2 separate regions of the Homo sapiens genome follow, and region 2 is linked to region 1. Evidence: chromatin contacts called from ENCODE Hi-C data. All regions are on one chromosome and are shown on one strand. The core of a region is the stretch at or near the end of the contact, and the rest is flanking DNA. Distances in the headings are between cores, read along the strand shown. Region 1 has its middle 93 kb from the start of LINC01648. Region 2 has its middle 15 kb from the start of MATN1-AS1.

The links. A loop is a pair of places that touch in the nucleus more often than their neighbours do. Pooled maps may share reads with other maps.
Region 2: a map with no recorded cell type shows a loop between it and region 1 (4-fold over the local background). The contact joins two enhancer-like sites. A Hi-C loop is called at or near these places in 11 of 168 maps with a recorded cell type or tissue (HCT116, IMR-90, MCF 10A and 8 more), 5 of 37 single-sample maps with no recorded cell type and 17 of 50 pooled maps.

The regions. Positions count from the first base shown.
Region 1 is chr1:30,128,640-30,132,082 of GRCh38, reverse strand. No RefSeq gene overlaps it. Among named protein-coding and RNA genes, the nearest start is that of LINC01648, 93 kb to the right of the region's middle. Within about 2 kb of position 1,367, at least 2 of the 41 ENCODE cell types and tissues checked have a DNase peak (open chromatin) inside an H3K27ac peak, as active enhancers do.
Region 2 is chr1:30,702,468-30,705,988 of GRCh38, reverse strand. No RefSeq gene overlaps it. Among named protein-coding and RNA genes, the nearest start is that of MATN1-AS1, 15 kb to the left of the region's middle. Within about 2 kb of position 1,480, at least 3 of the 41 ENCODE cell types and tissues checked have a DNase peak (open chromatin) inside an H3K27ac peak, as active enhancers do.

The DNA of each region.
Region 1 (3,443 bases), core at 118-2,617:
AAGGGCCAGGGTCATGGCACTAGTTTAGTGCCGTAATTTAGTGCCGTGTGGGGATGCAGGCTGCCCAGAATTGCAGGACTTATTGGTTTCTAACATCCCTCTTCAAGGCAGCTCTTCGCTAAGACCTAGAGCAGCTCCCAGCTTCCACTTGGGTCCTCAACCTGTCCTTCCTCTACACTGAGCTTCCCTAACCCTGCCTCCAGGCTCAGCAGGGGTTCCTGGCCCCTCACCCTGGAGTTTCTCTGCCAGTTCAGTTTCTCTGGCTCCTGGTCCTACCTGATGTTGGGTTTATCTTCACTGCCTCCATCGTGGACCAAATTCCATCAGAGTAGCCTGGACCTTGCAACAGCTCCAACAGGTCCACCGTCCACCCCTGTGTGCCTCCCTAATCCCGCCCTGCAGCAGCCCAGGGGAGCCTTCAAAAAAGTCGAATGAAATTCAGTCTCTCCCCTACTTAAACCCAACAGGTCTCATTAAAATTCAAAACCAACACCCCATCAATTTCTTGGCATATTGATCAGTGTCTAGGCATGGGAGAGGGGCTGCCCAATGGGGCTAGGGCCAGAGGAAAGGAACGCAGCCATTGCAGCCATGGCTCAAAGGGAGTGAACCAGGGAATAAGCTCCCCTGCCTCTCTCTCCTCCCATCCCCTGGTCTCCTCTGGTGCCTCCAGAACCCAACAGGAGCCAGGACACAGGAGGGCACTGGAGCCCTATTGATGCTATCCATGCAGGTCAGTCTCCTTGTACAGAGTGGGGAGGGGGTGAAGGTGTGTCTGGAGGGCACACAGAGGATAGTATATTTTCCCCTCCCCAGCCTGTGGTGGGGACTGTTAGCTCCATAATAAAGATGTGGGGCCTGATCAGGGAAGCCGAGCTGCTCAGTGATGGAGCTGACTCCAAAGCCTTCAGGCTTCCTCATCCCAGTTGAGCCTCTCCCAGCAGAACCACGGATGGTTCCCACCTATGGGCAATGGGCAAGGCATTCAATAACAGTGCTGGTTTAAGATGCCACCACCACCACTAATGGTGAACAGCTACTTAATTTCAATGAAAGAAGAACTTTCCAGAAGCTGAAGCTCTCAGTTTTGTGATGAGCCCAAGTGCCTGACCTGGCAGTGAAGTCTCATCTTCCCATGCCCCTGGCTGCCAAGTGCAGAGAGCATCTGATATGGTTTGGATTTGTGTCCCCGTGCAAATCTCATGTTGAATTGTAATTCCCAGTGTTGGAGAAGGGGCCTGGTGGGAGGTGACTGGATCAATGGGGTGAACTTCTCCCTTGCTGTTCTCATGATAGTGAGTGAGTTCTCATGAGATCTGGTGGTTTAAAAGTGTGTGGCAATTTCCCCTTTGCTCTTTCTCTTTCCTGCCCTGCAATGGTAAGATGTGTTTGCTTCCCCTTTGCGTTCTGCCATGATCATAAATTTCCTGAGGCCTCCCCAGCCATGCCTCCTGTACATCCTGTGGAACTGTGAGTCAATTAAACCTCTTTTCTTTATAAATTTCCCAGTCTCAGGTAGTTCTTTTTAGCAATGTGAGAGCAGACTAATACAGCATCCCAGGAGGGAGGGGGAGGCCTGGTGGGCAGGTGGAGACTGCTGAAGCTCCCGGGAGGGGGAGGCCTGGTGGGCAGGTGGAGACTGCTGAAGCTCCCAGAAGTGGAGAAGACTGTGGGCATAGGGGGCCCTCTGAGAGCCATAGCAGTGCCTGCCTTGCAGAAGCTTACTTGGCATTGGAGCCTTAGCCCCACACTCCAGGGAGCTGCTGGGGTGCCAGCCTCCCTCCTCAGCCAGCTCCTGCTGCAGCTGCTCTCTGTGCCAATGGAGCTGGGCGGGGCACTGCTGGTGCTAATATTGTTCAAGAACAATTGCATATAGTTCTCATCCATGAGTCTCCCTAAAGGCCTGAAATCACGGGAGGCTCTCTGATGGTGGACCCAGCTCAGGCTGGACACACTGAGCTGACCGAGGCTTGGACACAGAGGTTCTGCCCATCACATTGCTGTGTGCCCTTCAGAGAGCCACTGGGTCTCTCTGGGTGACCTCTGGCAATCCCTCAATGGAGTCCCACTTGGGGCCAGACCAAGGAGCATGGCCCCTGCTTTCAGGGACTAAAGCAGAGATGTCACGATACTGCTTGGGGGGTGTGGGAGTGGGGAGGGTTAATTTGACTGTAGACTTACTGACTCACGTCATTGCAAAAGCTGCCCATAGCCGCCCCTAGGTTGCACTCAGGCCAGGGGTGCGGGCTCTGGGCACAGTGTTCACCCTTAGGTCAGCTCTGCAGCCCCGATCTGGGCAAGAAGGGAGAAACAGGCTCTTGGAGGTGGTGCAGGGCCACTTGGGGGGGAAAATTCTGGGGTCCCAGAATGAGGTCTAAAGAGGGCCACCGTCCTGCTGGGCTCTCCGTTTGGCTCTGCAGAATCCTCACCCCAGGGAATGGGGCGCAGTGGGGGAGAGCCTAGTTGGGACCCTCCAAAGCAGAGGGGCCTCTGGTGACCTGGTTTAAAGGCAGTTCTGCCCTAAATGTTTGTCATGTCCCTTCCCCAACCCTTACCATAGCTTCAAGACCCAAACAAGCCCATCCAGTGGGCGCCCTCTCACCAGAACTGCGCACCCTCTAGCCCCCTCCTTCAGCTTGTCCCCCACCCCAACCCCTCCCCGCCTCCTCCACCCCCTGCCTGCTGGCTCTGCCCACTGGTCTGCTGGGTTCTGCTGCAAGGGGAGTGCGACTGATGGAACTTGATGGAATCTAAAAATGAGTTTTCACCGCGTGTCAACCCTTCATCTTGCACTGTGAGACTCTGAGCATTTTATAGCAGGAGAGAACGGAAACAAAAAAAAGAAAGAAAGAAAAACACTTGTGTTTCTTGAGATAAATAGGGAGTGTTGGCAAGGCTGAAGTGTTAGAAACATTTCTTGTCTGCTGTTGACACCGTGAATGCTGCCTGATAAGCTTTCCCTTATCTTCGTTGAAGTGTCTCCATGCAGAGAGAGGGCTCCATTGCCCACCCCCTCCCACCTCCTGTTTTCAGGCTGCGGGACAGGTCAGCCTCTTCCATCCACACAAACAAACCCTGTAACACCTTTCCGGCTCTGCCAGGGGCACTTCACTTGAACCAGAGTTGATTGGTTTTGCAGGTCTTCCTCTCTTGTGGGGAAGGCACACACACATAGGTGAATAAGTGGTAGTTCTCACAGTGCCCCCGCAGCACCCAATGCTGTCCTCAGCCACCAGCTCTACTGACTTCTTGGAAACATCCTCTTCTTCACTCCAGCATCTTTCTACATCACCAGGTAGAAGATCACCAGCCTTAAGCAAGCTTACCAGGCAAAGGGCCTCGGTGAACAGAGAGGCCTGAGGTGGTGGTTAGTCCTGGTGTATTAGTCTGTACTCACGCAGCTAATAAATACATACCCAAGACTGGGTAATTTATAAAAGAAA
Region 2 (3,521 bases), core at 231-2,730, 570 kb before region 1:
AATAGCAGGGAAGAAATGTACCTACATCCAGGAGAATAAGAATTAGGGAGGCGTAAGGAAGAAAAACTGGTCAACAGGAAGCAGGTGGTCAGTGAGGCCATCATGATGGGTGAGGAGTCTGGCATCTCATTGTCCTGATGCAGTGATCCATGCATTTCAGCTCCTTGATACTATCTGGGGCTCTGATGGTTGGTTTGCTGAGAATGGAACTTAGATAAGACAATTGTAACATTCTCAAGTTTTAAGACTGGGAGGGTCAATTCTATGTCTATTCAAAAGAAACCAAAAACGTCAGTTCTAACAGACAATTGGTCTGGTTTCAGGACTACCCCAGGTTCACAGTGGGGGAAAGCAAGGCTAAGAAGACAGAGGAACCTGCAGCAGCAGGTCGGCCTTGGCACTGGGACCCAGGCTTGTCCACCCCACATGGCCCCTGGGTCTTCCTTCCTCCATGGGGAAATCCCTTTGTTGCCCCAGGTGCTCTTTGGGGCACCTCTGGTTCATGGGTTGGGGTCTTGCTCCTGCGGGCTTCATCTGTGAACCTGCTGCAGTGTGGCCAAGTCCCAGCTGCAGAACAGGCTGGAACAGACCCCTTGCCCAGCCCGGCAGCCTCCACTCCCGCCTGGAGGCCTGTCTGCCTGCCATCTTCCTCCTCCCACGGCTGGTGCAGCTTCTGCTTGGGCAGGTCGCCACAGTTCGAGAAGGATTTTCCCCTCTTCTTGGCATCAGATTTTCCCTTGCAGTCTCCTGACTTCGTTCCTGGCAGAATTCCTTCTCCTGAGTACTGCAAGTGTCTTTCAGCCACTCTCCTGTGAGTGGTGCAAAGCAAGAATTCTGTCCCATGCCTGGGGCTTTTTCCAGGAGTTAGGAGTATTGGGGAGTGCATGTGATGAGCACCCCAACGTGCATCCCATTCTCAGGGGCCCTTGGGTCCATCACAGCCCTCCGTCCCCCCGCAATGGGCCTTCCCTCACAGGGCTCATGGTCAACGGAGCCCCCTCCAGCTGCCACAGAGTTTCCTTTGCCCAGGCCCAGCCTGGGAGCAGCAGGCTTGGGTGGGGCCTTTCCAGGCATCGGTGGATGCCCCATGGTGTCCAGGGGGCAGGAGAAGCAGGTCCTGAGCTGCAGGTGAAGGTTTGGGGTCATTGGCAAATATGTAGATGACTGAAGCTGCAGTGAGCGATGAGCCCCCGGGGGGAGGAGTTGAGAGGAAGGTCAGGGGAGAGGGCCTGGAACAGAGCCCCAGGACCCCTACACTTCAGGGACAGCCAGAGGGACCAGCAAGGGAGCCCGAGGAGTGGCCAGGGGAATAAGAAGAAAATGAGGATGGGGTCCCAGGGACCAAGAGGAGAGAGGAGGAGGAGATGCCCTCCATCCCCCCAGCAATGGATCTTCCCTCACAGGGCCTATGGTCAGCTGAGCCACCTCCAGCTGCCAGAGTTTCCTTTGCCCAGGCCCAGCCTGGGAGCAGCAGGCGTGGGTGGGGCCTTTCCAGGAGGGAGAAGAACCGGCCCTGTCCTGGGCTGGCCTGGGTTGGGCTGGGCTGGGCTGGGAGAGGACAGGCCACGTCCACTTGGGATGCTGCCTCCTCCCCGGTCCTGCTGCCTCTCCAACAGCAGTCAGAGCCACCCAGGGAGTGGGGTGTACTCACTGGGATATGAGGTGACCATGGGTTGTGGGTGCACAAACATTTGATATTTCATAGTTTCCCAGTCATGTATGTATTTTAATAGTATCAGGAAAAAACCCATAAGAAATTAGCGCATTGAAGCCTTGATTTCATGGATTTTGTTGCTCAGGGTGAGACAAATGGAAAACGGCCTATTTCAAGTCAGATTAAAGGGATGATTGAGTCAACATTGTGCAGGGGGAGGGGACAGCAAAAAGCATGAACGTGTCAGAGAAGCTGCTCAAGTGTGAGGGACGTGGAGGAGGCCTCTGAGGCCCAGAGTCAGACACCCAGGGCCAGCCTGGCTCTGCCTGGGGCTGAGGGGCCTTGGGCAGGTCGCTGCATCTCTGTGAGCCTCAGTTTCCTCATCTGTGATATGGGGTGAGCAGTAACAGCTCACAGGGTTGTGGCGACGGTTGATGAGATGAGGAGGGTGGCGTGCTGGCAGGAGCTTGGCACAGGGTCAGCCCAGCCAGGGAAGCAGAGGTTGGTGTTATCATTATGATTATTATCGGCTTTGGCACCACTGTTATTCAGGGACTTTATTCTGGGTGAGGTGACTGATGGCTTTTAGAGGGGAAGGGGCCAAGTTCTTGCCACCCCAATCCTCAACAGAGCTCCATGAGGGCCATCCCCACTAGGGAACTCCTCCTCGAACTTCATAGCCCCGGGCCAGGCAGGCTTTGGTGTGTCACCCAGTGGTGACACAGCTTCTTGGAGCCACCATGTCCTTGATTGTAGGTTGACACCACAAGGCTGACTTCATGGGGGTGACTGTGAGGAACACCAAAGAGAGGCAGGTCAAGTCCCTGGAATGTAGTAGGGCTTTATCCTCTGAGATTTTGTCCTCCATGGGGGAAATTTCTGTTGGTCCGGTGGGGACAGGTTTGGTGTAATCTCGGGGGGTCTGACCCCGCTCTGATTGTCAGATATGTAGTCTGAAATTAAGCCAAAATTTCATCTTACCTATGCTAATCATCATTACTTATGAGGTTCTTAGATACCCTGAAGCTGTCCAACATGTCCACTCACAACATGGGAGCTTAGTAGCACTGAAATGTGAATTTAAATCAACAAATATTAACAGAACATTTGGTAAGTCACATTCATCCACCCACCCATCCATATCCATTTATCATCCATTATCCTTCCATCAATTCATCCATCCATCATCCATCATCTATCCATCTATCCATCATTCATCATCCACCCATCTATCCACCATCCATCATCCACCATCAGTTCATCCATCCATCTATTCATCATCCATCCATCCATTTATTAATCATCTATCCATCCATCCACTATCCATCTATCTATCTTCCATCCATCTATACATCATCCATCATCCATCCATCCATCCATCCATCCATCCATCTATCCATCCATCCATCCACCCATTTATCCATCCATCCATCCATCCATCCATCCATCCATCCATCCATCCATCCATCCATGCATCCACTAAATGGCAGCTGAACATCTACTATGTGCTGCTATGATGGAGCTGGACAAGAGACCCAGTTTTTGCCAGCATGGTGCTTTAGCTGAGCAGAGAAACTGGTGTTTAGCACATGTCATCGTGAGGTGTAAGGATGGCTGTGGAGGGGAGCACAGGCTGCTGTGGGAGCCTCTGGCAAAAATCAGGGAAACCTACCTGGAGGAAGGGGCATCTGAGCCAGAACCTGCAAGACCAGGAGGACTTCATGGGTGAAGGGAACTCTTCCTGGTCTTGCCGGTACTGGCTAAGATGCCCCAAGTGAAGGGGGTGTCAGGGGGCTGTCTAAGTGGAGGCTTAGTCTTATCTGGGAAGTGCCAATGGGTGGTGAGATGGGCCTGAAGATAATACGGC